Regions from separate parts of the Homo sapiens genome. Here region 1 is linked to region 2. The links are chromatin loops, found by intact Hi-C in ENCODE. Cell type or tissue: CD14-positive monocyte. All regions are shown on one strand. Links, peaks and the distances in the headings refer to the core of each region. The heading gives the core; the rest is flanking DNA. Region 1 overlaps ZMYM4 (zinc finger MYM-type containing 4). Region 2 overlaps KIAA0319L (KIAA0319 like).

The links. Hi-C counts contacts between places; a loop is a spot of excess contacts. Peaks named below come from ENCODE experiments on the same cell type or tissue, not always from the same donor. Only the 100,000 strongest peaks of a DNase experiment are listed, where the experiment ranks them.
Region 1: a loop joins it to region 2, with 2.5 times the contacts of the local background. A loop is called at or near these places in 2 of 110 quality-filtered maps.

What each region holds. Positions count from the first base shown.
Region 1 is chr1:35,339,747-35,355,499 of GRCh38, reverse strand. All of the region lies in intron 2 of ZMYM4 (zinc finger MYM-type containing 4), which reads right to left. It also overlaps the pseudogene RPL5P4. Among named protein-coding and RNA genes, the nearest start is that of ZMYM4-AS1, 18 kb to the left of the region's middle. In CD14-positive monocyte, for the core only: CTCF peaks have their summits at 9,774 and 9,975 (motif pointing left); DNase peaks (open chromatin) are centred at 9,589 and 9,959; H3K4me3 peaks cover 1,572 bases; H3K27ac peaks cover 4,042 bases.
Region 2 is chr1:35,435,278-35,451,030 of GRCh38, reverse strand. It overlaps KIAA0319L (KIAA0319 like), which reads left to right. Exons shown (of 21, transcript NM_024874.5): 14 at 522-673; 15 at 1,026-1,164; 16 at 2,699-2,858; 17 at 6,728-6,870; 18 at 8,003-8,125; 19 at 8,695-8,785; 20 at 9,893-9,984. Among named protein-coding and RNA genes, the nearest start is that of ZMYM4-AS1, 77 kb to the right of the region's middle. In CD14-positive monocyte, for the core only: CTCF peaks have their summits at 7,472, 7,784 and 7,988; no DNase peak of the experiment used is centred there; H3K4me3 peaks cover 5,054 bases; H3K27ac peaks cover 7,526 bases.

The DNA.
Region 1 (15,753 bases), core at 5,242-13,241, 97 kb after region 2:
AATACACATATAAAAGCAAAGGGCTCAAACAAATATTTCAGAGAGAGCAAAATACTAAGGTTCAACAAGAGAAATGCAAACTAATAAAACGAGATATCACGTTCACACAGCAGGTTGGTAATGACAAAAAGTTTTGATAAAAGTCTTGCAGATGGCTGGGTGCGGTGGCTCACGCCTGTAATCCCAGCACTTTGGGAGGCCAAGGTGGGCGGATCATGAGGTCAGGAGATTGAGACCATCCTGGCTAACACAGTGAAACCCTGTCTCTACTTAAAAAAAAAAAAAAAAAAAAAAAAAAAGAAGCCAGGCGTGGTGACGGGCACCTGTAGTCCCAGCTACTCGGGAGGCTGACGCAGGAGAATGGCGTGAACCTGGAAGGCGAAGCTTGCAGTGAGCCGAGATTGCGCCACTGCACTCCAGCCTGGGCGACAGTTAGACTCTGTCTCAAAAATAAAAAATAAATAAAAATAAAAAATAAAGTCTTGCAGCTATATTATAGGCCAAAATTAGGAAACTATGGCCCAAGACTAAAATATATACAAAGAAAAGTTTTTGAAAGAGACCATATGTAGGCTGCAAAGTCCAAAATATTTACCATCTGGCCCTTAACAGAAAAACATTTGCCAACCCCTGCAGTCAAATACTGCTGGTAGGAATGCAAACTGGTACAAAACTAATAAAGAGCAATTAGGCAATGTTTTTGATACTTTGAATACACAGAACTCTTGACCCAACAATTCAACTTTTTTTTTTTTTTTTTTTTTTTTTTTTTAAAGACAAAGTTTCACTCTGTCGCCCAGGCTCGAATGCAGTGGTGCCATCCTGGCTCACTGCAACCTCTGCCTCCCAGGTTCAAGCGATTCTCCTGCCTCAGCCTCCTGAGTAGCTGGGATTACAGGCACCTGCCACCACACCCGGCTAATTTTTGTATTTTTAGTAGAGACAAGGTTTCACCATGTTGGCCAGGCTGGTCTCAAAACTCCTGACCTCAGGTGATCCACCCGCCTTGGCCTCCCAAAGTGCTGGGATTACAGGCGTTTGACACCACGCCCAGCCCAACAATTCAACTTTTACAAATTCATCCTGCAGATATAATCTCACAAGAGAGTGATGAAAAAGAATATTTATAGCAGAAAAAGACTGAAAACAGCGTATGTGTTCATCAGTGAGGCTAACTTAATTATAGTACATACCTCTAATGGAATATTATATAGCTGTTAAAGAGAATGAGGCAGCTTTATGAATTCCCAAGATCTGTTAAGTGAAAAAAAATTTTTAAATCTTTGAAATGCACTGGAGATTTACAGTTTTCTCAGAGATGTCAATTTCTTTTTTTTCTTTCTTTCTTTTTTTGAGACAGAATCTTGCTGTCACCCAGGCTGGAGTGCAGTGGCATGACCACGGCTCATTGCAGTCTCAGCCTCCTGGGCTCAGGTGATCCTCCCATCTCAGCCTCCCAAATAGCTGAGACCACAGATGTATGTCACCACATCCAGCTAATTTTTTTTTAATTTTTTGTGGAGATGGGAGTTTCACCACATTGCCCAGGCTGGTCTCAAACTCCTGGGCTCAAGCACTCTTCCTGTCTTGGCCTCCCAAAGTTCTGGGACTGCATGAGCCACTGCACCTGGCCTCAGAGATGTCAATTTCTAACAAAGCAACTGATGTGAATTAGCAATTTTGGTACTTACACAATAAATCTGTAGGCTGCATAAAATCTTATGCAATTAAAATGTAAGTACTAGTTACATTACTTAACTGAATCAGAATTCTTCTCATCCTTGTGATCCATATAACCAAATAAAAGAAACAGTTTCTGTTTCTCAGAGCTTATATCAAGAGAACAAAACAGAACACTACGATCTCAGCAGCTGAAACACCTGAAAGCACAAATTTCTCATGGAAGATTTCTGGCTTTTAGACACTGTGAGTATGCTTGGCGTATGTGAGGAAAAGCAAGGATGGTATGGCTGGAATTGCATGTATGAGAGGAAGAGTGATTAAAAAATGAGAAAAGAGAAATAAACAGAATGGATCTATTAGGAAATTGCAAGCAACAGGAAAAAACTGCAATGTATGTAAGTGTAAAAGGAAGTCGTTAGAAGACTCTACAGACAAATTAACATAATTTATGTTTTACAAGGATCATACATTCTACATATAGCTTCTGTGTACTATGAAGTGTTCAATGTTATACGGAGCAGAAGAAGAATGGAAGCAGGAAGATCACTTAGGACCACTTAGGAAGCTACAATAACCCAAGGAAAAACTGGTAGTTAAACCCAAGGTAATAATAATGGTGGATGTGAAGAACAGTAGTCAGATGTGGATATATTTTGAAGGTAGAGGCATTGCCTGATACGTATATGAGATGCGGGGTATGAAAGGAGTCAAGAATAACACAACAGGGTGTCATTTCCTGAGATAGGAACACTAAGGGAGGACCACACTGAAAGAGGGAGAATGAATAATTTGGTTTTGGGATGGTAGATTTTGAAATCCTTCTTAAATCTTCAAATGGAAATATCAAGAAGACAGTTGGATATATTAGCCTGTAGTTAAGAGAAGACTGGCCAAGAAATGAGACATAAATTTGGGACTCATCAATGAAGAGATGGTACTTAAAATTCATGAAACTAGGTAAGATCACCCAGTGAGTTTATTTACTACAGATGGAAGACAGCTGAGAGTCCTGACATACTTCAGTATTTAGAAATCTGGTCAAAATGAAGGAGTCAGAAAAAGACACTAAGAAGGAACAGCTAATAGAGTAGGAGAAAAATGAGGAGACTGGTGTCATAGAAGCTAACGAAGAAAATAGGAGGGAGTGCCTGAACCATAATGAATGCTGCTGAGATGACTGATAAAATGAAGACTGAGAACTTAACTTCTAACTTGAGAACAGCTACATCAGTGGGAAAATGAGTGTACAAGTCAGAGTGGAGTGATCCCAATAGAGATTGAGAGGAGATAACCTGAGAATCCTAGTATAAAATAATTCTTCAGAGGAACTGAAGGAACAGAGATAACTATTCAGAGGCCCTTAATAGAGGTTTTTGTTTTTAGGACTTTGGCTGTGTGTGTGTGTGTGTGTGTGTGTGTGTGTGTGTGTGCGCTAATTTTTAAATTATTAGTAGAGACAAGGTCTTGCTCTGTTGCCCAGTCTGGTTTTTGTTTTTTGGACTTTGGCTGTGTGTGTGTGTGTGTGTGTGTGTGTGTGTGTGTGTGTGCGCGCGCGCGTGCGCGCTAATTTTTAAATTATTAGTAGAGACAAGGTCTTGCTCTGTTGCCCAGTCTGGTCTTGAACTCCTGGACTCAAGCGATCCTCCCACCTCAGCCTCCCAAAATGCTGGAATTATAGGTGCAAGTCACTGTACCCAGCCTATTTACTTGTGGTTTTTTATAAGAATTTTTTTTAAGATTGAGAATATTACAGCTTTGTAGTATGCTTACAAGAAAGCTCTAATAAAGAGCAGTGAGTTCAGGAGGAAAATCTTTGTGTAATAGAGACTGTGATCAGTAAAATGCAAATAGACTTAGATTTTGCACAAGGAGAATAAAGTTATTTTAAGTAATTTAAGAACAATATTTGTTTTATAATGAAAGCAAATTTCATACTTCGAGGTAAAGTCAACCGCCATTCTTTGTCCCTCTTAGTCATTGCTTTAGCAGTATACTGATAATTCTATGCTATATCCAAGAATCATTTCAAGGTATAACCACCAACTAAGGAATTCAACTATCATATAAATAAATATTGTGAAATATTCTAACATATTCCTCCTGCACATTTTTGTTTTTTGTTTTTTTGATTTCTGTTTTTTGTTGTTGTTGTTGCTATCCATCAGTTTATTGTCTTTATCTGAAAAATCCTCATAGAAAATTGTTTGGTTTAGCTCTCAGCAGCCTGCTCCTGAGCTCTGAGGGAGTTTGCCTTCTTTTGAGTTACCTGATCTTTCTTCTGAGCAAGGGATATTTTGGGATGGTTCCACCTCTTCTTTTTTGTTTCTTGGGCTTCTTTTCATAGACTGGATTCTCTCGTATAGCAGCATGAGCTTTCTTATACATCTCCTCCATCATGTCTGGAGTTACGCTGTTCTTTATGTATTGAGAGAACTGTTTCTTGTAAGCATCTTCATCTTCTTTCATTAAGTAGTGCATGTAATCTGCAACTTTCTGGCCCATGATGTGCTTCCGGTGTACTTCTGCATTAAATTCCTTGCTTTCAGAATCATAACCAGGGAATCGTTTGGTACTGTGAGGGACAGACAAGCCTCCATCCACAGCGCCCTTCAGGGTACCCAAAACTTTATTGCCAGTGGTAGTTCTGGCAAGGTCTGCATCCAAATAGCAGGTAAAGGCACGTGGCTGACCAAGATTGCCTTCCACATTGTATTTACCACCAGTCACCTCCACTTGGCATTCACAGATCTTGTCCATGCCAAACCTATTGAGAAGGCTGCGGGCCAGCAGCAGGCCAGTACAATGCGCTGCAGCATAATTTGTCAGGCCAACCTTCAAACCATATTTTGGCAGTTCATATGCATATGCCGCACAGACTATCATATCCCCCTCTATAAGGGCATAAGCAATCTGACAAATGATATCTCTGTTACACAAATTATCATCCTGTATTTGTGTGTTTTGTATTTATTTTTATCCTGTATCACTAAGCGTTTCCAAGCATAGTAATCAGTTTTACCCTCTCGTCATCTTCTAAATTTCACTTGGTATCTCTTAAAGCAGGCCTTATTCTTAACAACTTTAACAAACCCCATCCTGCAGAAGAGAGATCTTTGTCTGCAGCTGGACAGAGACCTGCAGGCCCAGCAGTGCTGGGAGTGGGAAGGGCACATTTTTGTTTTTAATCAAAGCATAATTTTCAGAAATAAACTAGTATTAATAGTAATTTCAGCCGGGTGTGGTGGCTCACGCCTGTAATCCCAGCATCTTGGGAGGGTGGGGTGGGCGGATTACCTGAGGTCAGGAGTTCGAGACCAGCCTAGCCAACATGGCAAAACCCCACTTACTAAAAATAGAAAAATTAGCTGGGCGTGGTGGCACATGCCTTTAATCCCAGCTACTAGGGAGGCTGAGGTAGGAGAATCACTTGAACCTGGGAGGTAGAGGTTGCAGTGAGCCAAGATTGTGCCATTGCACTCCAGCCTGGGCAACAGAGCAAGACTCTGTCTCAAAAAAAAAAAGTAATTTCAACTTTAGAAATCATGGTTCTCTAACAATTCCCTGAGATTGCTACTTTTTTTTTTTTTTTTTTTCAAGATGGAGTCAGGAAGATCACTTGAGCCCAGGAGTTTCAGATCAGCTTGGGCAACACAGCAAGACCTCGTCTCTACAAATAAAATTAAAAAACAAGCCAGGCATGGTGGCACACACCTGTAGTCCCAGCTACTCAAGAGGCTGAGGCAGGAGGATCACTTGAGCCTAGGAGTTGAAGGCTGCAGTGAGTTATGACTGCGCCACTGAACCCAGCCTGGGTGACAGAGAGAGACTCTGTCTTTAAAATATATATATATAAAAAATGAAAAACAAAAATTAAATTATATAAATTAAAAAATGAAAAACAAAAACAAGGTGATTGTGATTTGCTTTAAATAAAAGCTTAAGTTAGCACTTTGTTTAGTCACAGAAACTTTTTTTTTTTTTTTTTTAAAGACAGAGTCTGGCTCTGTCTCCCAGGCTGGAGTGCAGTGGTATGATCTCAGCTCACTGCAACTTCCACTGCCCGGGTTCAAGCAATTCTCCTGCCTCAGCCTCCCAAGCAGCTGGGATTACAGGTGCCCACCACCACGCCTGGCTGGTTTTTTTGTATTTTTAGTAGAGACGAGGTTTCACCATGTTGGCCAGGCTGGTTTCGAACTCCTGACCTTAAGTGACCCACCTGCCTCAGCCTCCCAAAGTGCTAGGATTACAGGCATGAGCCACCGCGCTCGGCCGCTGTCACATAAACATTTCTAAGGGATGATCTGACTATCTGCTATTCAATAAAATATAATTTCCTAAATAATAAAAACCCCTTTATAAGATCACAATGTAATTCAACAGTCAAAGCCAAAAATCATTAAAAATGAAACACAATTGCCTTAAACATTTATTTTTACTTGAGACATACAAAAGCACATTTACCAATCATTTAATATCAGCCAAGATTTTGATAATGGCTATACTAATATGTCTTTCTTAACTAAACCACAGGCCGGACACCATAGCTCACGCCTGTAATCCCAGCACTTAGGGAGGCTGAAGCAGGCAGATCACTTGAGGTCAGGAGTTCGAGATGAGCCTGGCCAACAGGGCAAAACCCCGTCTCTACTAAAAATACAAAAATTTGCCAGGTGCATGCCTGTAATCCCAGCCACTCAGGAAGCTGAGGCACGAGAATCGCTTGAACCCAGGAGGTGGAGGTTGCAGTGAGCTAAGATCACACCACTGAACTCCAGCCCGGGTGACAGAGGGAGACTCCATCTCAAAAAAAATGAAATAAAAATAAATAAATCACAACCATATAGGCCATCTTCATGATTGCAATCTGAGTTTCTTTAAAATGGAGGGAGAAAGTAAAGACACTTGCACATCCATGTTTTTACTGACTTGCTTAGTTTTTCTAAAGCACTCAAATTTTCACAGAAACAACAGTTTACTTTTCAAAGTAACATTTCACTAGTGTAAAAAAATGTACATGTTAACTTATATAATTACAATGGCAAGTATTAATAAAGTTTGGGAACAAACACAATAAATCTTGGTAAGCATGCTGAACTGTGTGGCTGTGTCTGAAACTACTAGATGCTCCTCAACAGCCACTCTAGTTTTCTCCTTTAGTGACAGACCGTGATTCTTATCAGAGCACATTTACAATAGAAAAATGGTTAATTCTTATGTATGATCCTAAACTGAAAAAGAATCATAGTTATTAATATGGCAATAGCCAAAAGAAAACTCTGCATGAGAACGAGATAATAACTACAATGTAATAATTTAGTCTTCTTTCAAGTTGCAGGGATGGGCACATTAAGGAACCAGTATTTTTTTAATGGGCTAGAACAGAAAGCGAAGTGTATCATATAGAATGACAATAAGTAATGCTACAAGAAATGTTTGTGTACACACAGAAATACACATGTATATGTCTCAATGTAAAATATATTTCTAACAGTGTTTCAAAAATTTTTTTAAAGTTTGAAACCAGTGGAATATTTAGATCAATCTGATTTTATAGCTTACCAAAAGGTGATAAATATTTACACTTGATACATTTCTGATAGAAATGAGTTTGATTTTTACCAATTTTAATAGTCAACTTACGCACTAAGGCTTTAAAAATTATGACTTTGAAGTACAGTATAAACCATTTTATAAAACAAATTGTTGTTTTTCAATATGAGAACAAGTACAACAGACTTTACTTTTTAGAATGATCCCTGTTATTTCTAGTGTTCTGGCAACAATGATCAAGAAGATTAGAGGTATCTATATAAACTGATAAAACATTCAGCAATTACCTAAAAACTGTCAAAAGTCTATTAAAACTGAAGCACATCACTGTAATAAACTATCATCTTACTGAGTAAAATTTTCATATCTTATTACATGTCAGTATTTCAAAGAGCATATTACTTTTGTAAGCAGAATAACATAATAAGCAAAATAATAAATACAAAAGTCATTTTTGCCAATAATTGCAGAAGCACAATACCACAGAGATATGGGGAGACGGTACCAATGACCCAACTATACCCCAATCTTTAGGCCCATAAGCATTCCTACTATTCTTCCTTCTAATTCCAAAATTTCTGTAACATAGTTCTGTTACTTATAAAACAAAAATCTGTATTTTCATCTTCTCTCTTCACTTGTCACAGCAGATTTAGCTGATATCCCTTTCTATTCAGATAAACAAGAATCTGTTCAAGCCCTAAACCTAATTTTTAACGCTACCCCTTATAATCCAGGAAAAAAAAAAGAAAGCAATGTTAAAATAATCCTTTATTAAGGGCTTTATAACTGTAGAGACAGAGTAACTTGTACTTTTTTTCCCTCAATGGCATCAGTAAATTTATAACAACTTCATTTTTTTACTCTCATAAGTTCATTAACAGAATAAACCACTTCTACTAGAGCTCATACTATCTGCAAAAATGGTCAATGGAGATTTTTTTGAAAATAAAAATAGAAGGCTGGGTGCGGTGGCTCACGCCTGTAATCCCAGCACTTTGGGAGGCCGAGGCCGGTGGATCACCTGAGGTCAGGAGTTCGAGACCAGCTTGGCCAACATGGTGAAACCCTGTCTCTACTAAAAATACAAGTAATTAGCCAGGTGTGGTGGCGTGCGCCTGTAATCCCAGCTACTCAGGAGGCTGAGGCAGGAGAACTGCTTGAACCCGGGAGGTAGAGGATGCAGTGAGCCAAGACAGTGCCATTGCACTCCAGCCTGGGTGACAAGAGCCAAAACTCCATCTCAAAATAAATACATATATATAGAAGAAGTCCTAATTAAACAATTTTATCCAGGGCCTATTTCTGGATGGCTCTAAGCTAAGAATGATTTTACATTTTTAAAAGGTTGTAAAAAGAAGAATAAGGAGAATGCAAAAAGTCATATTTGTTGACCACAGCCAAGAAAGCTTAAATATTTACTATTTGGCCCTTTAGGAAAAAGGTTTGCTAACACTACATCTATAGAAATGTTGCTATGTGTAGTTCACACAGTACAACTGGCATTATGGTAGAGAAATAATACTGAGTTAAATAGGCTTAGAAAGCTACTTAGGGAAATTATCTATAGAACTATTTCTTTCTCTTTTTTTTTTCTTTTTTTTTTTTTTTTTTTTGAGATGGAGTCTCACTTTGTGACCCAGGCTGGAGTACAGTGGCATGATCTTGGCTCACTACAACCTCCACCTCCTAGGTTCAAGTGATTCTCCTGCCTCAGCTCCCTCAGTAGCTGGGATTACAGGCGTACGCCATCACTCCCAGCTAATTTTTGTGTTTGTAGTACAGGCAGGGTTTCACCACATTGGCCAAGCTGGTCTCGAACTCCTGACCTCAGGTGATCTACCTGCCTCAGCCTCCCAAAGTGCTGGGATTACAGGTGTGAGCCACAACGTCTCACCTCTATAGAACTATTTCTGAGTTAAGTTCAAAATCATACAGAAATTGTAAGTTAGGCACTAGTTAAAATATTGATCATAAAACATTCCACTTCCAGCCACCATGGTGCAGTACTGGTTCCAAAATAACCCTCCTGCATAGCAGCCTCATCCACAATAGCTAAAAGGTAGAAGAAACCCAAGTGTCCAACTATAGATAAACAGATAAAATGTGGTATATACATACAATGGAATAGTATTCAGCCTTAAAAAGAAAGGAATTCTGACACATACTACAAAATGGATGAACTTTGCAGACATTATGCTAAGTAAAATCAGTCCAAATAAAGATAAACACTGCATGATTCCACTTACATAACATACAGAATAACTGAATTCATAAAGACAAAGTAGAAGGGTGATTGCCACAGGCTGAAAGAAGAGAGAAATTTCGAGTTGGGAAATTGGGTGTACAGTTTCAGTTTCGCAAAATGAAAAGCATTCTACAGACTGATTGCACAACAATGTAAACAGTTAATGCTACTGAACTGTACACTTAAAAATGGTGAAGACGGTAAATTTCATTTTACGTATATTTTACTACAATTAAAGTTTTTAAAGATGTTTTTTAAGAAGTAATGTGGGAGGCTGGGTACAGTGGCTCACGGTTGTAATCCCAGCACTTTGGGAGGCCAAGGCAGGCGGACTGATTGAGCCCAGGAATTCAAGGCCAGCCTGGGCAGCATGGTGAAACCCCATCTCTACAAAACATACAAAAATTAGCCGGTGAAGTGGCATGCACCAGTAATCCTCAGGAAGCTGAGGCCGGAGAATTGCTTGAGCCCGGGAGACGGAGATGGCAGTGAGTCGAGATCGCACCACTGCCCTCTAGAGCCTGGGCAACAGGAGTAAAAACCTGTCTTTAAAAAAAAAAAAGTAATACGGGGAGTGGTGGAGGATACACATTACCAATATCAGGAATGAAATAAGGGACTACAGATTTCATAGAAATTAAAAATAAACTAAGAAAATATTATAAACAACTGGAGGTCCATACAGTTTAAAATATTATTAACTTGATGGCAATACATAAGAATGATTAACAACTTTACAAAAATAAATGACAGTTTAGCTTTGTGATATGCAATACAGTAGCCACGTGACACTTGACTATTTAAACTTAATTCTAATTAAATTACACTTGATCTTAGCCAAGAGGCCCAGAAGCAATAAATTTAGTCAAACTAAAACTTCAGTTCTGCACCCATCACATTTCAAGTGCTCAACAGTCACAGGTGCCAGTGGCTACCATACTTTAACTGTGTACAAGAACATTTCCATGATGATGCAGACTCTGACTGTGCAGATAGAGAAATGGCTCAAAAGGTGAAAATTACCAAAACTGACATGGAAGAAATAGAAAATCTGAATGGCCCCAGGCCCGGATGTCTCCACTAGTGAATTGAGTAAATAAAACACTTAGGAAATAATAACCCATCTTATATGAACTCTTTAAGCAAATATGAGAAAGGAATATTTCCTAATTTTATATGGCCAATATTGCCCTGGGACCAAAACCAGGAAAACACATTACATGAAAAATACATGCCAGTATCTTTCACAAACATAGCTGCTTAAAATATTAGCATAAATACTTAAAATATTGGCAAATTGAATATAGAAACATATAAAACAAATAATATATCATAAGTAAGATTTATCCCATAAATGCAAAGTGAGTTTAATATTTAAAAATTCATCTTCATATTAACACATTAAAGGAAAAAATAACATGATCATCTAAGTAGAGAAAAAGCAACTGACAAAATTTAATACTCATTCATGAAAATATCTTTCAGTAAACTAAAAAGAGAAAAGAAGGTCTTTGATCTGAGAGAGGGCATCTATAAAAAAAAAAATCAACATCTCATGACCTACTTAACAGTTTAAGACTGAATACTTTCCCCCTAAGTTGAAAAAAACAGTTAAAAATCTCTCCTCTCACCACTTCTACTCAATACTGTAATAAACATCCTAGCGGCTGGGCACAGGGGCTTACACCTGTAATCCCAGCACTTAGGGAGGTCGAGGCAGGTGGATCACTTGAGGCCAGGAGTTCAAGATCAGCCTGGCCAACATGGAGAAACCCCATCTCTACTAAAAATATAAAAATCAGTCAGGCATGGTGGCACACGCCTGTAATTCCAGCTACTCAGGAGGCTGAGGCACGAGAATCGCTTGAACCCAGGAGGTAGAGGTTGCAGTGAGCCCAGATAGCGCCACTGCACTCCAGCCTGGGCAACAGAGCAAGAATGTCTCAAAAAAAAAAAAGGAAAAAAGAAATATTCCATGCTTATGAAAAGACTATATATACTTAAGGTGTTAATTTTCCCCCAAATTAATCTAGAGATTTAATGTAACTCCAAAGTCTCTGTGGATTATTCTAGAAATTTACACATTGACTCTAAAATGTATGTGTAACTACAAGAGACATGAAAAGCCAAAACAATTTTTCTGTTTTTTTTTTTTGAGACAGAGTCTCGCTCTGTCGCCCAGGCTGGAGTGCAGTGGCGTGATCTCAGCTCACTGCAACCTCCGCCTCCCGGGTGCAAGCAATTGTCTGCCTCAGCCTCCCGAGTAGCTGGGATTACAGGTGCCCGTCACTGCGCAAAGCTAATTTTTGTATTTTTAGTAGAGATGGGGTTTCACCATGTTGGCCAGGCTGGTCTCGAACTCCTGACCTCAGGCAATCCGCCCGCCTTGGCCTCCCAAAGTGCTGGGATTACAGGTGTCAGCCACTGTGCCCAGCCAAACTTCTGATTTAATATAAAGCTAAATTAACCAAGACAGTGTGATATTGGCCTAAGGATAAACATACGGATTTGTGGAATAGAAAAGTCCAAAAATAGACTCAAAAACATTGGTCAAATGACTTCCCACAAAAGTGCCAAGGTAAATCAATCCAAAAAAAAAATCTTCAATAAATGTTACTGATACAACTGGACATCCATATACAAAAAGATTTATTTTACACTACATACAGAAACTTGAAATGGATCATCAACTTAAGCATAAAAGCTAAGCCTAAACTATAAGGTTTCTAGAAAAAAAGCAAGTACAAATTTTCATGATCTTATGATAGATTTCTTAGAACACAGCATAGACCATAAAAATATAATAATAAAATTGGGCTTCATCAATATTAAAAATTTGTGCTTTTCAAAGAACACCAACAATACAACAAAAGGCAATCCAAAGAACAGATGAATGCATAGATGGATGGATGGATGGATACGGAGAGAGAAATACAGATGTAGACTGATGGAGACAGACACAGAGATAGCCCCATCTGTTTCTATCAGTCTATCTATTGAGACTTGTATCCAAACTAGTATACATGAAGAATCCTGGGCCAGGCTCAGGATTCTCTTGCCTGTAGTCCCAGTAATTTGGGAGGCTGAGGCGGGCAGGTCGCTTGAGGCCTGGAGTTCGCTACCAGCCTGGGCAACATGGTGAAACCCCATCTCTACAAAAAAGTACAAAAAGAAAAAAAAAGTAGCTGGGCGTGGTGGCATGTGCCTATGGTCCCAGCTACTTAGGAGGCTGAGGTGGGAGGATCACCTGAGCCCAGAAAATTGAGGTTGCAGTGAGCCATGATCACACCACTGCACTCCATCCTGGGCAACTGACTGAGACCCTGTCTCAACAACAACAACAACAACAAAAAGGATCCTTACAACTTCATAAAAAGAAGACAAACAAATTTTAAGATGGACAAAAATTCAAACATACACTTCACAAAACAACATTTAGGAAAGGCCAATAAGTACTCTGAAAAATGCTCAACACCATTGGTTACCAGGGAAATGCATTGAGATGCTACTTTCCATCCCCCACAAAACGCTTACAGTTCAAAAGACAGGGACGACTTAAATGAAATGGAGGCCAAGAGCAGTGTAATCCCAGAACTTTGGGAGGCCAAGGCAGGAGGATTGCTTGAACCCAGGAGTTCGAGACCAGCCTAGGCAACAGAGAAAGACCTTCTCTCTACAAAAAATAAAAATAAAAAAAATTGCCAGGAATGGTGGCACATGCCTGTGGTCCCAGCTACGGGGGAGGGTGAGGTGGGAGGCTCACTTAAGCATGAGAGGTGGGGGCTGCAGTGAGCTGAGGTCGCGCCACTGCACTCCTGAAACAGAGCGAGACCCTGTCTAAAAATAACAACAAAAATGAAATGAACAAATGCCTTGAAAAATACAACCTACCAAAAACAGACACAAGATGAAATATAAAATTCTTTAAATGCTGTATCTATTAAAGAAAGTGAATTCAGAATTTTAAACCATCACACCAAGAAATATCTAGGTCCAGATGATTTCAGTGATTAATTGTATAAAAATTTAATGAAGCTATAACTCCAATCTTAACACAAACTCTGTCAGGAAAATATTAGCAAACTGAATCTAGCAATATATAAATATGAATATTATTCAGCCATTCCTCAAGGTAGAATGGGAACATATATTTTTTAATGTAATAAAGCCTAAGCCTATTTGACAGAAACCAACTACAATCAGCCCCCAATGACAAAATACTACAAATTAACTACTTTACTTAGAATCAAGAATTAGTCAAAAGTCACTACTACTTTAATATTTAATGAAGTCCTACAAATTTTAGCAAAACACTAAAATTATATAATGTGAAGAAGCTGGAAAAAAGAAATAAAATAGTTTTAGATGATATGGCTTTATAATGCATAACTACAGATTCAAATTTATTTTAAAAGCCTACTAGATTTAATAAGGGAATTAAGTAACACCCTGACTATTCTTGCAATAAGAATCTAGAAATGAAAAAAGTTTTTCAATATAAAAAATAAAAATTTTTACATTTGTCAAAGTACTAAAGAACAACTGATACAAGAAAAAGCACAATAAATATTACTTGAAAATAAAATGTTAGTGAATGGCATAAAATAAGATCTGTATGCTAAGATTTGGGCTTATTGTTCTTATTGTATGTAAGAACAAATACATAATAAAAATATTGATTCTGCCCAAAAGTAATATATGTACATGTATCATTTTCAATTAGAAGTCCAACAAAATATTTTTGGAAAGTATATAAAATCATGTTAAAATTTAGTGGCTTAATGGAAAGCAAAAATTACAAAAAATAAAACTGAGACAGTGGCTTGACCCAGCAGATAAATGTCTATACCACAAAGCCAATAAATACACAGTAATTTAAAAATACTCCTTCAAATAAATATACAAATAATAAAAATCAATATGGCATCAATATAAAAATAAATATATTAATAGAATGTAATAGAAATTCCAAAATAGATCCCAATATACATAGAACTTTAAATATATCTCAGTGGTGCTAATTCAGTTCAGTGATAAAAAGATTATGGTGGCACAATAGGCTACTCATCTAAGGAATAAAAGTGGACCCCAACCTTGCCCTACATCCAATTAAATAAAACTTAAATGCTAAAATATAAAATAAAGAGCTTGCATGATAATCCTTTATAGCAGGGGTACCCAAACTCCAGGCCACAGACCAGTACCAGTCCATGGCCTGTTAGAAACTGGGCCTCACAGCAGGAGGTCAGCATCCCACAAGCAAGCAAAGCTTCATCTGTATTTACAGCCACTCCCCATTGCTTGAATTACCGCCTGAGCTGTGCCTCCTGTCAGATCAGCAGCAGCATTAAATTCTCATAGGAGAGCAGCATTAAATTCTCATAGGAGCGCAAACCCTATTGTGAACTATGCATGTGAGGGATCTAGGTTGCCTGCCCATTATGAGAATCTAATGTCTGATGATCTGTCACTTATCTCCCATCACTCCCAGATAGGACCATCTAGTTGCAGGAAAACAAGACCAGGGTTCCCACTGATTCTACATTATAATGTGCTGTATAATTATTTTCATTATATATCACAATCTAATAATAACAGAAATAAAGTGCACAATAAATGTAATGTGCTTGAATCATCCCAAAACCATCCTGCCTCTCCCTCTGACGCCTGGGTCCATGGAAAAGCTATCTTCCACAAAACTGGTCCCTGGTGCCAAAACAGGTTGGGGACTGCTACTTTACAGAGTAAATTATAAAATTGTATTCAAAGACATTGAAGATTTAAATAAATACAAAGACATACCAAGTTCATGGATAGAAAGACACAATGCCACTTCTCTCTCAGTTGATCTACACATTCATGATAATTAAATAAAATTCCCAAAAAATTTTTGTTATTTGATTTTGTTCTGTCAGAAACTTCCCAAGATATTTCTAATGTAAACAGGGGCAAGAATAGGCAAAACATTCCTGAAGAAAAATTTTCAGGGATGTGTCCCATCAGATTATTAAGAATTATTACACAGCTCATTCATTAGAACACCTTGGTACTGTCACAGGAATAAACAAACAAACAGTCCAAGAAAACATTAACTGAGAATGTGGGGAAATGCCTACAGATGTAGTTATAGAGAAACTTTGCAGCTTACTGGAGAAAGGAGGTAGTATTTGATAGATGCTGGTGAGTAAGGTAATTTATTAGCCTTATAATAGTAAATAAAATTAGTTCCCTACTCCACACCATATAAAAAATTAGTGTAGGGTAATTCAAAA
Region 2 (15,753 bases), core at 3,561-11,560:
TACTGCACAGACATCTGAATATACAGAGCTTCACGTGGGGCTCCGAATAAGAGAGGTAGCTCTTTGTTTTCTCTTGTGAAGTTCCAAGGAAGGGGTCCAAAAAGATATTCAGAGAATAACATTTTAAGATATTTTGAAGGAGAATTTGCAAGATCAGCTAGGTGAAACCTAAACTCCAAGGTTTTAAGCCAGTTTGGGCCGTTATTTCTGATCATCACATACCTCCAAAGCAGAGAAATGGATTCCATTTGGGAAGGCTGCTGGGAGAATATGAGAGGAAAGCACACTCGTCCCCTCTGTTGTACAGTGTTAGGAGAACATTTCTCTGGGTAGGACTGGAACCTCAGGACTGCAGCGCTGGTAGCTTTCATCTACACTGTTGGTTGGTGGCAGGGACAGGCACTTAAAAAGGTTCTCCAGTTAAGGTACTCTTGATGTTTTAATTTCCCCATAAGCATCATGAAGAAACATTTCTTCTTTTCCAGAATGTCACATTATGTCAATGATTTCTTTTTGATTAGAAATAAACAAACCACCTATAGCCAAGATAACTGGGAATGTGGTGATTACCCTACCCACGAGCACAGCAGAGCTGGATGGCTCTAAGTCCTCAGATGACAAGGGAATAGTCAGCTACCTCTGGACTCGAGATGAGGGGAGCCCAGCAGCAGGGGTAAGTGTGCTAGGAGCTGGAGAGCTACACAGGAGTGGGGAGGAGGAGGAGCCACGCGTTCCAGTATATGCTTTAATCAAGTGGTCCCTTATATCAAACCCAGATTGTTCTCTGAAATCCAGGGAGGTGAAGTGACTTGCTTAGGGTCATTCTGTAAGCTAGTATAGCACAGAATGGGTTTCCCTTCCCTGATCCTAGCAGTTGTAGGCTGCAATGCTGTTCCGTATCAGGAACTGCCCAAGGTTGAAACAGTTCAGCCCTGAAGGGCCTAGTTATGGTGAAAGCAGCAACTGACTCCAGGAAAGGAATGGCATTTTGTTCTGTAACATAGCCATGTTGTTCAACCCTACAGGAGGTGTTAAATCACTCTGACCATCACCCTATCCTTTTTCTTTCAAACCTGGTTGAGGGAACCTACACTTTTCACCTGAAAGTGACCGATGCAAAGGGTGAGAGTGACACAGACCGGACCACTGTGGAGGTGAAACCTGGTGAGTTCATTTAGTGATGAGGCTGAGTAGAATTGCTGAATCAGCCAATCAAGGCCTCTATCCTGAGATCCCCTTCCCCGAGCATGGACAGAGCCAGATGGCATGTCCAGCTTTAAAAATAATCGAGAAACCCCAAGCTGAAAAATCCATAGAGACCGTCTGTTCCAATAATACCTCCTACCCATGCAGAAATACAGACCTCCCCCTATTCATCTCAGATGGAGAAACAAACTCAGAGAGGGCAGGACTTGCTCAGTGTCACACAGCAGTTGTGTCAGAGCCAGGCCTTTGTGCTCGTAGTCCAGCACTTTCTCCTCTCCTCGTGACTGATGAGAGAGGGCTCAGAGTGCTTGGGAATCTGAGCATGGGAATAGCTTGAGTCATGATGTCTCATCAGCATCCAGATGCAGAAAACAATTTATTTTTATAAGTTGAGCCTCAGGCCTTGTCTGATAATCCAGGGAAGGTAAAGTAATAGTGCTCTTTACATTTTTCAGCTTTGCAGAAATAAAAATTTTCTTCTTAAATAGAACCATGTTTTTATTTTGCTTTGAGATTAATATGGTGATAGGGAGGCACTGAGTATGGAGGTGGGATAGAGCTGTATAAATTCCTGAGCTTCTGATGAAATGGTATTAACTTTAAACCTACTCTTTATTATCTAGGCCAACCTCATATATGGATGTTTTGGACAGGAAGGGATCTTGGGAGGTCTTCCAGTCCTTGTCCTGCCTCTAGGAAGGACAGTAGCTGAGACACTATAAAATCTCTTTGGTGTTTAAAGTCAGATCACAGATAGTCTACTAATTATGCAAATTATACATCAGAACAGGCAAGTGGTGCATTCAAGTATGTAAATAAGGCATTCCAAACAATCAGTTTGAAATTCCAAATGTAGAACATCTTTAGGACATATTCAAAAGTAAAACATGATAGCCTCACCGTTTTAGAGTTATACAAAGATAGTGCAGCTGTGATGTGGCTCTAAGGAAATCCTTGTGTCTTGGCTGACTGGATTTTCTTTTGTTAACTGTATTTAAACCTGGAGGGACGGATGCATTCCCATTATTGAGGAGGTTGTTGAGATGGACACTTTTCCTCCCATTGTTGTGCACAAAATACAGCGAGGCACTGAAAATCAGATGTGAGTCAGGAGAGATTGCTTAATAACCCCCACTTGGCCTGGATTGCTCAGCACTGCCAGTTGCACAGAGGCTTTTAAAACAAATGTTTAAGTGTTTCTCTCTTCCCCACTCCCGTCATTACTCCCCACCCCTCATTGCATCACTGCTTCAGCCTTATCCCCAGCACATGTGTGGGAATTCTCAGGTTGGTATAGAGAGCAGGAGTGCTTTAGAAGCTTTCTAAGCCAGCCCCAGATTGCCCGATCAGGAATTCACTATTGTCCCTTTCCATTTGAAGGATATCTGAATGTTCTCACTCCTTTCTCTCCTGTGCCAAAGCAAATGCACAGTGGCAGGTCTGTGTTTACTCTCCTACTTCTAAAGCCATGACTGATCCACATGCTTTCCAGATCCCAGGAAAAACAACCTGGTGGAGATCATCTTGGATATCAACGTCAGTCAGCTAACTGAGAGGCTGAAGGGGATGTTCATCCGCCAGATTGGGGTCCTCCTGGGGGTGCTGGATTCCGACATCATTGTGCAAAAGATTCAGCCGTACACGGAGCAGAGGTAGCTGGGCAATGAATGGGGGGAGCAAAGGAAAGACCAGGGGCCCCCGGGCTTCTTGAATGAGCTGAGAAATAGTGTGGTTAGATAGAGAAAGGTGGGCTTTCTGACCAGAAACACTCATGTTGCCTTTTCTTCAATAGACTTCTGTCTTCTAGTGCAGGTGACATGCGCTGTACTAGACACTTCAGCAGGGCTCCAGGGTGTAGGAGGTCAACTATTTTGACAACCACAGTCTAGTAGAGGAGATAAGTAAATATGGAACATTAGTACGGTGTGGGTTTGGTACAACAAGCGGCATTGTGGAACACTGTGGCAAGGACAATGAATTCTTCTAGGAGAGTTGGGGTAGGAGTAATCCAAAGATTTTTCTAGAATAAAGAAAACTTCAACCTGGGCAACATAACAAGACCCCACCTCTACAGAAGATTTAAAAATTAGCCAGGTGCAGTGTGGTTCGCCTGTAGTCCAAGCTATTTGGGAAGCTGAGGCAGGAGAATTACTTGAGCCCAGGGGTTTGAGGCTGCAGTGAGCTCTGATCACACCACTGCACTCCAGCCTGGAAGACAGAGTGAGACTGTCTCAAGAAAAAAAAAAAAAAGAAAAAAAAAGGGGAAAAGGAAACTTATATTGACCAGGCATGGGAGGATGGGGAGGAAATTCAGAACAGGGCAACAGCATTGAGCAATGGCCCTGTGGTATGAAAGTACACAGTTTCTTCCAGAAGAAGTCACTTGGTTCAAGCTTAGTGGCCCCAGGATGTGGTAGAAGACAAGACTGGCAGTGGAGATTGAGAACAGTTATATGCAAGCTGAGGATCTTAGTTTTAATAGTTTGGGTAGGCAGATCCAAGTTGGTTTGTTTTATGTGTGTGAAGTTTTTGTTTTGTTTTTAAAAGCAAGGAATTTCCATAATTTGATTTTTTTTTTTTTTTTTTTAAAGAAAGATCAGTAGTGTGGAAGCTAGTCTAAAATAGGGAGAGACCAAAGGCTGGGAGACCATTCAGGAAGCTTCTGGACTAGTCCAGTGAAAAGGTAATAAAACCTGAATTAAGATAGTGGAAGAAGAGGAGAAGAAATTAAAAGAAATTCAGTGGTAATTCAGTAGTACCTGGCCCTTTACGAATGAAGGTGAGTGAGATAGCAAATGTGAGGCTTTTGGTTTGGATGTCTGGATAGATGGTTCAGGTCATTAACTGAGATTGGGAAGGCAGGCGAAACCAGTATGGATGATTGAATTTGGGGTGTCTTACTGGCTGCGTCAGGAGATGTTCCGTCAGATAGCCACAAGTAAAGGCTGGAACTTGTGGAAGGAAGAGCCCGAGATAGGAGTTACTGCATACAGGCAGGAGCCAAAGCCATGAGAACGGGTGAGTCTCACTAGGAGAGAGCTAAGATGGATAAGGACACAACTCTGAAGGGCATCATTATTTAAGGAGGAGGCAGAGAAAGAAGAGGTAGCAAAAGAAACTAAGAAACAGCAATCAGGTGGGAGGAAAACCAAATGAGAGTAGTCTGCTGGAAGTTAAGGGGTGATCTGGCAAAAGGGGTGCTTCCAAAGGATTCAGATGCTACAGGGATGGAGGTGTGGTGAGAACACAAAGTAGGCCTATGGGTTTGTGATTAGTAGATCAGTGCAACTATAGTGAGAGCATTTTACTTAGATGTTGGAGGCAGAGGACAGATTTCATGGTTTGAGGATACAGAGATGGTCAGTATAACACCTTTTTGAGGAAGTTGGTGCTGAAAATAATATGGGAGGTAGGATTGAAAGAATATCTTTAAAAATTTTTTTTCATTGTGGTCCTTGTGGAACATGAACATCTTTTTAAAATAGGAAGTTTGTGAGCATTTGTATAGACTGAGAGGAAAAGGAGATGGTGGAGATAGGGGATGGGTAATAAATGGAGGCAGATCTGGGGGACCAGCCAAGTTGGAAACATGAGGTGAGAGCAGTGGTTCCCAACTCCAGCCACACAATAGAATCTTGCGGAGGTTGTCTGAACATAACACTGCCCAAGCCTTAGCCCCAGAGATTATAGTTCAGTTGGTCTGGAGTGGGGTCTGGGTACCTAGAATGGAAAAGCTCCCCAGGTGAATTTAATCTACAGTCAGGGCTCACTAGGTCAGAGATAGCACGATTAGGGATAAGTATACTCAGCAGCCTGGGAGTAGGAACAGGGCAAATGGCTGCTTGATTGATCCAAGCTGGCGGGAATTGGCTGGCAAGCAGTGGAAAGATGTTAGCAAGAGTGCTGGTAAGAGCACTGTTGACAGGTTGCTCAGATTCACCAGCACTGCATAGGGGGCATGAGCAAGAGAGAAGCTTCTGGGTTTCCCTGAGCTTCTGGCTTGTACTGGATTGACTTAGTTAAGGAATTCAGGAAGAACATGTGATTGGAAGAAAATAGTATTTTACAGTAGGAAAGAACATGGCCCTTATATTAGACCCAGCTTCTGAGCCCTGCCCTACTAGTGTTAGCTCTGTGGGAAAGTTACTTCACCTCTCTGAACCTGTTTTACTATCTGTGAAAATACTAGTACCTATTTATAGGATTGTTATGAGGATTAAATAAGTTAATGTTTGTATAGTCCCTCACACATAGTGTGCAATTAATGGTTATGAGTTGATTTTGAGACTTGTTGGATTTGAGGTATCTGTTGAAGCTCTGGGGTAGATATTCACACAAGTATTTGCAGATATAGACTGGTCACTCAGGAGAGATGTGGGGAAAGGAGATAAAGATCTGAGGGTTATTGATATATAGACCGAAATTGAAACTGTAAGCATGAATTAGGTAACTGGGAGAAGATAATGGGCAACGGACCACACATCCTTTATGGCAAAAGTTTTTTTTTGTTTGTTTGTTTCTGGAATTGATAATGCCCCATTGTTAATCCCACTGTGCAGCAAGCTTTTAGAAAGTCTGTGGCAGTACTTCTCAGATTTTATGTCATGCATGCCTGGAAAATGATACCATTTATAGGGCACCTTGGGATAAACAGAGAAGGCTGCTTGTATTGGAAGCAACTGGTCCAGGGCCTCTAGGATGCCCAGGTCCCACCCAGCCACACTGCATGATGAGGGGATCAATATCTTGGTCACACCTGTAAACCAGTGTGACTCACTGATTTAGAAGGTTCTAATTGTAAAACTCACATGGAGCTCAAGGGGCAGGCTACTAAAAATTAAGGCTAAGGCATAGAACAGACTTGGTACTACCCAGATGTGAGTTCACATGTGGCCTATCTTGGACAGGAATTGACAATCAGCAAACAGATTCTGGGCATGGAGTAATATAAGTTCATAGCAGCCATACTACAGTGTAAGATCTTTTTGTTGTCATCATAATTGTTTTGGCTATGTTGTGATGCTGTCCAACAATTTACATTAACAAAGCATTGTGGTTTGTCTTTCAAGTAAACTAGTCACAAACCCAGCAGTCTTAGCTGGAAAAAGGTGGACAGCAGGAATGTAGCCATACCAAATCCCCATTTGTCTCATCCTCCAGTTAGATGGAGAGTATGGGTCTTCTTGCTGGAGGAATGGGTTCTTTTGTTAGCTGGGGCAGCTTAGGGCATTTTAAAAAGAACAGACTTTGTAGTCAGACATAACAGGGTTGGGATCTGGCTCTGCCATAATCAACTGTGTGACCTTGGGCAAGTTACTTAACCCCTCTTACAAAGCCCCAGTGTTGTTCTCTGTAAAATGGAGATGACCCTGATAACACCTTTCTCACTGGCTTGTAGTAACAGAATGCATGTAACACTTAGCACAGTGTCTGTCACAAACAGAAGGTACTTAGTAAATGTTAGCTGTTGCTGCAGGTATGGACCGCTTCAGCTCATTAGTACTGTTGCATGTCTCTGCAGCACCAAAATGGTATTTTTTGTTCAAAACGAGCCTCCCCACCAGATCTTCAAAGGCCATGAGGTGGCAGCGATGCTCAAGAGTGAGCTGCGGAAGCAAAAGGCAGACTTTTTGATATTCAGAGCCTTGGAAGTCAACACTGTCAGTGAGTAATTCTGGGAATTTGGGAGCAAGAGCCTACCTAGTGCCTGCAGCTCACCCATTGGTCCTTTCTGTCCTTGGCCTTCATCTTCTTTTCTCTGGGAAGATGGAGATAATCATTCTCTTGCACTACTATTACCATGAAAGAGTCCTGATTCATCACTGGGGATTCTTAACTTGGGGCCCATGGGCCCCTGAGATCGTGTTCAGAAGGCTGTGAGCTTGAGTGGGGAAAAATTTACATCTTTGTTTTCACTAACCTCTGACTGAAACTCACTGTTTACTTCAATGATCAATGTAGGCAACAAACTACAGTAGTATCAACAGAACCTGTGGCTTTGAGGCAATAGAAATCACAAATAATTTCCTATCACATTACATGATGTCATTTTTACTTATCACTACTTCAAAATTATGATAGTTGTTAAACCCACTTCTAGCTCTTGTTGTTTAATGCTTATTTATTTATTTATTTATTTATTTATTTATTTTGAGATAGAGTCTTGCTCTGTTGCCCAGGCTGCAGTGCAGTGGTGTAATCTCAGCTCACTGCAACCTCCGCCCCCCCGGGTTCAAGTGATTCTCCTGCCTCAGCCTCCCAAATAGCTGGGATTACAGGCATGCACCACCACGCCCAGCTGATTTTTATATTTTTAGTAGAGATGGGGTTTCGTCATGTTATCCAGGCTGGTCTTGAACTCCTGACTTCAAGTGATCTGCCTGCCTCGGCCTCCCAAAGTGCTGGGATTATAGGTGTGAGCTACCATGCCCAGCCTGTCTTCTTAAATATTTCAAAAACGTTTAATATAATTATTGCCTTCCTTTGAAGTACTATAGGTATTTTATTTTTCCAATTGTGAGAAGGGGATGTGTGGGACATAAAAGATTAAGAATTGCTGATATAGACAAACAACAAGTGAAGACAGGCTGGAAGTGTCTTTCTAGTGGCCTCCTGACTGCTCCAGTTTTGTCCAGTCGAGATGAGAAAGGCAGGCACCATGCCCAAGGTGGGTCTCGAGGACATTTCACCACATAGCATTAATCTGGGGTGCTTTGGTGCCCTCATGGGCTCTAGGTGCTGCTTGTCACCCCTGGCTGAGTCTTGTTGACTTTCTTCCCTTTGCTGCCACTCTCAGCATGTCAGCTGAACTGTTCCGACCATGGCCACTGTGACTCGTTCACCAAACGCTGTATCTGTGACCCTTTTTGGATGGAGAATTTCATCAAGGTGCAGCTGAGGGATGGAGACAGCAACTGTGGTGAGTTTTCTATGTGGCACAGTGCCAGCCTGTTTGGCGCTGAATGTGGTTCTGCACTGAGTGGGTGGGTGTTGGTGTTTCTGAAGCAGATGAGCAGGCAAGGAGAAGAACTTTGTGTATTTTCTGTTTGCAGAGGACTTTTACTTCCTTCCTCCACACTTGCTCAAGGTTAGAGGAAAGCCCTGAAGCAGTCGTGTAAGAAGAACCAGGCTTAACTCAGATCCAATGCCAGTTACAGCCTAAATCCCACCAGCTGAAAAGCCTCCTGTCTTTTGGAGTGCCTCCGTGCTGTAGCCTAATGGAAGCCCTCGTTTCCCTCTTAAAGCTCTTTTCAGCCTGCACCACTGCTGCAGGGTCTCAGGGCTTGCCAGGAGCAGGGACTGGAAAGCAGGGACATTTCAAAAGGTTTAAAGCTTCAGCTGCCCTTAACTCCAAGGTCTTACCTTCCTGGGGAGCCTGAGGCATTCTTGTCTCCAGAGTGAAGCCACACCTGCCCAAGCTGGGAGCAGCCCAGACCTCCCTCCCAGCCTCTCCCTCCACAGCCCTCACCATTTTGATTTTCTTGGCAGAGTGGAGCGTGTTATATGTTATCATTGCTACCTTTGTCATTGTTGTTGCCTTGGGAATCCTGTCTTGGACTGTGATCTGTTGTTGTAAGAGGTAAGATGGATTTTCCTTTGAAATTCATTCGGGCTTCTTGTCATACATTCGTTCCTCAGAGAGGTATTTGGCACCTTCCACGTGGAAGGACTGGGCTGGGTCCTTAGTCAGCATTAGAGAGTTCTGACCCACCTAAGGCATGCACGGGCAGCTTTGCTCACCCTGAGACTCTCCTGAGGGCAGAGGCACACTCCTTCAGTGAGTGGCAGCCACTGCAGTGATTTGGAACCTGGGAAACATGGCTGGGCGGGAGCAGGGCAAGGTGGGGGAGTGAGCGTGAGGGCCAGGGGTACAGACCCGGATCACATCTGTAAGGTGTGTTTTCTTTAATGCACCACACTGTAGCCTCACCAGCATAGCCCGCGAGTTTTTAATTCTGCCTTCTTTCTAGTTGGGATTCATGAGTGTGCATGTTTCCACACATGCACTTTAGGCTAGCCAGGCTCAGGCGTCCTGTGTTTTTTCATTTGAGTCTTCCTATTGAGTCTTCTAAGATGGAATGGTTACATTTATTTTATGTTTTCATTATTAATAATATTATTTCTGTGTATACTGTGTGCCATAATATTTTTATAGGTAATATCATTTTTAAGACACATAACCTTTTCCCATTTTACAGATAAAAAAACTTAGGCTCAGGAAAGGTACATCACTGTCTGAGGACCAGTTGATAGTGACAGAGCTGAGATTCAACTTTCAGTATAACCTCTTATAAAACTTAGAACTAAAGGAATTTTTAAAAATTCCCACCAGTCTAAGACAACCACCATTACCAACTTTGTTAGTGTAATGCCTGTCTCCTCCCACACCCTTCAAGCAGAGGATTTTGTTTTCTTTACGTTTTTAACCAATCTGTCCTTCATTGCCCCTGTGGGATGGTGAGTCCGTGCCAAGGTGGTCATAGCTCCCTTGCCCTTCTCCAGAATTGCTGAGGAACATTTGAGGAACAAATCACAGTTGCCACCTTTCCTGGCTGAGAAGTGAGGAGAGGACACCCCTCTCAGTAGGTGCCCCACCAAAATAGGGCCCTGCATGCACATCTGGCTCTCATCCTCATCCTCCCAGAGAACCTCTTTCCTGAGCAGGGGTGGGGGTTGTGTTTTTTAGGCAAAAAGGAAAACCCAAGAGGAAAAGCAAGTACAAGATCCTGGATGCCACGGATCAGGAAAGCCTGGAGCTGAAGCCAACCTCCCGAGCAGGTAGGGGCCCTGGGTGCCAGAGCTTCTAGGTCTGTGCACTCTCTCTGTGGAAGGCTGCTGTCACTAGCCCCTCCTGAGTGTGTCACTAACAGCCCACTGTGCTTGCAAAGCATTTTGTTCCCTTTTGCCTGATGAAGACTGAGGGTCAGATTTGCCCTGAGCTGCACTGGACAAAATGCCTCCAGGACCCACTTCGCGTGCTACTTCCGCTTGGCGGGGGTGCTGGGCCTGTTGTTTTCCTTTGCCTGGGCATTCTCCTCATGTTTCCCACCTGGAGTTCCGCTTTTCCAACTGCCCCAGGTAGTCAGGGTCAGGGACCTTGGACTTGTCTCTTACTGCTGACCAGTCTGTGCTTTATGGGCAGAGATGAGACCCAGGCCCGTGTCTGCCAGCTGACCACCTTTCAGCCAGCCTTGTTCTCCTGTCTTCCTATCTTTATCATTTGGCAAGTCCTCAGCTTCTGTCAGTGTCTTAGGGCAGATAGGAGGGCATTTCCTTGCACAAACAGTAAGATGACTTTGAGTGATGGCACTGGGAGATCAGGGCAGGTAGTAGGCCTTCCTTCCTCCGCTGGGCTGGGTCACCTGGCGAGGGTTTCACTCATCATGGATGCCATGGGACAGGTATCATTGGTTTATGAGAGCTAGACTCTATAAAGCGATTCCTAAACACTCTGCAAGTAGAACTATTTTTATATAAAGCATTTATTAAACACTTTTCATGCTTAAAGCTTTGTGTTAGGGAGAGGCTATGGGGGTATAGGGAGTCATCAGACACAGGCTGTGCTCTCAGTCTAGTGAGGGAGAAAAGACACACAGTAGCAGAAGAGAACAGGCTCACAGCAGTCTGGACTCTGCACCAAGCAGCTCGATCCACCAACACTGTCAAGGTGGAGACTGGAGGTGGTGGGGCTTGAAATGAGCCCAGGAAACCAGAGCAGTGAGGGCGGGCGGGGCATTTCACCCAGGAATATTGAGAATGAGGGCCTGGAGGTGAAATGTGCAAAACCCACCCCTCACACTGCAGCCAAGGTTTTTATCATGTTACTCTGATCATGTTTTTCACCCCCTGACATTCTTCAATGACTTACTATTTCTAGCACAAAAAGCTAGAACTTTTGGTCTGGTAGATGTGGCCTTTGTGAGCTTACATCAGTTTGCTTTTCTGGAATCTTTCTCTTTGCTGATCTCCCTCTTTTCTAAACAAGTTCTTCTGGTTCATCCAGTAATCTCTTTCTTTTTTAAAAATGTGGCGACAAGGTCTTGCTCTGTCACCCAGGCTGGAGTGCAGTGGTATAGTCATAGCTCACTGCAACCTCCAGCTCCTGAGCTCAAGTGGTCCTCCTGCTTCAGCCTCCCAAAGCAGCTGGGACTACAGGCATGCACCACCATACCCAGCCCTAGAAAGCTCTTTCTTATCCCTCCCTTAACCTCCTCAAGTTGTGCTCACCTTTCTCTCACATGCCTGGGTCGGCATTTCTCTCGCTGTCTCATGATTAGTTATGTTTGCCTGTCTCCCCACCCATCAGTGAAATCCCTGAGGGCAGGGGCTGTCTCATTCATCTGTGGATATGGAGCGGGACCACTATGTGCCAGGCCCTGTGCCAGACACTGCTTATATTGTGGTGAATCAAACGGACAGACTTCACTCTTGTGTAGCTTATGTCAGACAGACATTAAGCAAACTCACAAATACATAAAATATGCTCATAAAAGGCCTTTATGAAGAAAAACACTTAAGCTGAGACCTGGATAAGTGGGAGCTAGCCAGATAAAGCTGCAGGAAATAGCATTCCAGGCAAAGGAACAAAACTGGTGCAGACCCAGCTGCTAGAAGGAGCAGAGAGCATTTGAGGAGGTAGAAGAAGGTGACATGATGGACAGGTTCACCTTCCCACAGAGTAAGGGGTGAGTGACCCAAGGCTCAATGGATGAGCAGGGTCCCTGCTGAGGACTTCTCTTGAGTACAATGGGGAGCCACTGATAGCTTTTTAAGGGGATGAATGGTGGGATTTGGTTTACATTTATTATTATTTGAGACAGAGTCTCACTCTTATCACCCAGGCAGGAGTGCAGTGGTGCGATCAAGGCCCACTGCAGTCTTGACCTCCTGGGCTCAGGTGATCCTTCCACCTCAGCTTCCTAAGTAGCTGGGACCACAGGCATGCGCCACCATCCCCAGGTTTTTTTGTTGTTGTTGTTGTTGTTTTGTATTTTTGGTAGAGACGGGGTTTCATCATGTTGCCTAGGCTGTTCTTGAACTCCTGGGCTTAAGTGATCTGCCTGCCTTGGTCTCCTAAAGTGCTGGGATTATAGGTGTGAGCCATGGCACCCGGTCTTGGTTTATATTTTAAAAAGACAACTGTGTAGCTGGGCGTGGTGGTGGGTGCCTGTAATCCCAGCTACTCGAGAGGCCAAGGCAGGAGAATTGCTAGAACCTGGGGGTGTGAAGGTTTCAGTGAACTGAGATCACTCCAACCTGGGCAATAAAGCCAGACTCTGTCTCAAAAAAAAAAAAAAAAAAAAAAAAAAGATAACTGTGGCTGACAGATGCAGGGGTTGGAGGGGAAAGGCTAGCTGAAAGGAAGTTAGATAGAATGTCCTTGGGGTTGAGAGGCAGATAGATTCTAGATACATTTTTGAGGAAGACTTGATGAGGTTAGTGGTCTGCTGGCCAAGGCGTGTGGGAGAAGGGAGAAAGGAAGGATGGCTCCCAGCTTCAGCACTGAGCCTCTGTGGGTTGGGTGGTGGTAGTATCCCTGAGATGGGAGAGACTGGAGAAGAAATGGTGGAGATCAAGTGTTTGGTGCAAGACAGTTATGAATGGAGTTGAGGGAATGAGAATGAAAGATTGACAAGGCCCAAATTGTGAAAGTTTGACTATCAGCCTGCAGAGTTAAACATTTATCCTGGTGATGCTGGGAAGCAAAGTCTTGGATAAGCTGGTTTAGGAAAATCAGTCTGGTGACAACATATAATAATTGAAGGGGAGTGGCTACAAGTGTGGAGACCAGCAAGGAGATTTTTGGTCCAAGGAGGAGCTGACAGTGATTCACACAGCGTGGTGTCAGTGGGTTATAGCTAGGTCTGGCAAGGTCAGGGCTGACTTCCAACCGAGAGATGGAGAATGATAGTGCTGTTGACAGAATCAGAACCTCTGATGCAGTGACTGGGTAAGAGAAGATGAATTAAATGGAACTCAGCAGAAGAGTCAGACATGGAACTGTAGAAATAGGAATCTCCCATCTGCTGGTGAGGATCAGCACCACAAAGGGTCACATCCCTTATGGGGGAATGTTGAAGGACAAAAGAAGAGGCCTAGGGTTGAGGACCCCAAGAATGACCATCCAGGAGGGAGGAGGGGATTCATTAGGGGACAGCCGTCGGTGTTTGCTGCTGCAAAGGCCAAAGAATCAGAATTGATAGCACCAGAGAAGCTCCTGGCCCATCAGAGAGCTGCAGTAGAGTGGGGAGTGACAGTGGAAGTGAAAGCGCAGGTGATTTAGAAAGCGCAGTGAGGAGATGAAGGCCCTGAATATTTAAAAATCCTTTTAGAAGCTGAGCAGTGAAAGCTAGAGAAGCAGGATGGCAGGCAGAGGGCAAGGGCCTCCTCTTCCTCAGAGAAGGGCTCATGAACAGATCTGTGGGTGGCAATGTCGAATGCAGGTAGAGGAGTGGTGCGTTGGAGAGGTGCTTCCTGACTGAGGAGGAAGGAGGGAGAAGGGAAGAGAGGAGAGAAAGGGAGCATGGAGTTCAGATGCCTCTTCTGAGGCAGGAGGGGAGAAACGGGCGGTGATGGCCCGGAGAAGTGCCGCGCTGCAGAGGTGAGATTGGATGGGAGCCTGAGCTCAGCACATCGGACATCTTAGGGAGAGGGGAGAGCCATGGGGTGTTCCAGTGGCATCTAGGTGACCAAAACCAACAACGTGCGACCAGGTGAGGGCAGCAGGGCTGGTCTCTTGTGGGCAGTGTCTACCGAAGGGAGCTGGGAGAGCCCGCTCAGGTTCGGTGTGGGTCTGAGCAGGCCGGAAGCACTGGTTCTTGTTCTGGGCTCAGTGGGTTAGCAGGTCCAGCCTAGAGTAGAGTCACTAGGAGGACGAGGAGAATGAGATTCAAGACCATATGGTGTCAGGTATGGAACTGAAGAAGTTTAGCTGGAAGAAGGGTAAACTGAGTGGGTCCGTTGGGGGGAAAGAGGATGTGTGTGCGCGGGAGTCTGGACGGACAGTTTGCCAGGAGCCAGTTTAGGCTGAGGATGAACAGTAACTGAGGAAGGAGAGCAGTGCCACCTGGTAAGTGTAGGGCTGCCCCCCTCAGGAGGCCCCCTTTACATTCAGCAGCTATGGCTTTGTTTTCTCTTGTTGCTGTTGTTTTTTGTTGTTGTTTTTGTTTTCTATTGATTTTTTTTCTAAAACTTTCTATTGAAGTATATTAGGTTGAACCTAGGCTCCTGTCCTCACTGCTATAGCCAGAGGGGCTTTGGGAAGGAGGCAGCTGTGAACAGGTGGGTATTTCAAGGGGTGAGGCAGGGCCTTTGGAGGACCTGGGCCCTTGCCAGGGCCCTTTCCACTGTCCCCACCACACTGGAGATGTCCTGGCGGTCAGTGTTCTTCTGTGGCCCTGCTGCTCCGCTGCCCGAAGACTCAGTAGGAGAGGTTCAGTCAAGACCCAGAACTGTAACCCTGACACCAACGCGGGTGAGGAAGCTCCCTGCCCAAGCCCCAGAGCATGTGGCACAGGCACAGCTGTACATGGACAAGGTCCTTGGGCGCATGTGGTCCTGAATGGCAGGCGCATCAGGGTCTGGATGCGCTCAGCCTGGAGAGCTCGGGGCACTGCCACCCTTAAGTCAGGTGTGGCCAGGAAGGGCTGAATGGCTGGGAATCCTCTCAAGGCACTTTCAGTATGTGAGGGAGATCTGGATCCTTCTCCCCGGAGAAGGGAGAATGATTATTGGATGATGAGATTGTGGTGCTGGAGAGGGCTCTCCCCTCTCCCTAAGATGTCCACCCCTCACCTGACTGGTTACCTTTTTTAGAAAGGAGGGAGGTTAGCTCCTGGGCGTGGGCATTCCCAGGACCCAGAACACTGCTGAGGGGGTGCCACCTGTTGGCAGCTCCCACTCTAGTCCTGCTATCTCAGCCTGCTGTTTGTTTTCTCTGGAGTTTTTGCACCAGCCAGAGGGCAGCCATCTTTGCTGTTGGAACTCTTCTTATCAGACCACATTTCATGTCTGTGGCCGCTCGGCATCTATAGGGATAAGTAGTGAAGGGACTGCCATGGCTTGCAGAATCGCAGGTGTCTTCTTCGACCCCAGGTGCTTCATACGGTTCTTGCTTTGTGTGTTCTGTGATTTGGCTGCTTGGGACTGCTTCTGAGAGTCCCCATTTCAGTCAGGCTCTCCCAGCAGGAGAGACCTGTCCAAGTGTGCACCTACTCTGCCACCCTAGCATCCAGTGAAGCCACAGCAGACAAGAGCCCACAGAGCAAATGTCTACATGGACTGAAACTGCACACTCCTGCTGTGCCAGCACTCAGCGGCCTTGCTGACCTAGGGTGCAGCTAAAAGCTCATTCTCCAGAGCCTGAGTTCTTTGTGCTTTCCTGCCTACCATGTCATTCCACCCATAGAGGGAGGTGATAAAATATTCCAAATTTGAAAGGTAAAGAAAAGAGAATGTCACTGAGTGGCCTGAACCAAAGCTCATGGATACTGGAGATGAAGAACCAGCAGGAGACCCCAGGTGTGCTCTCATCCGTACTCTGTGACA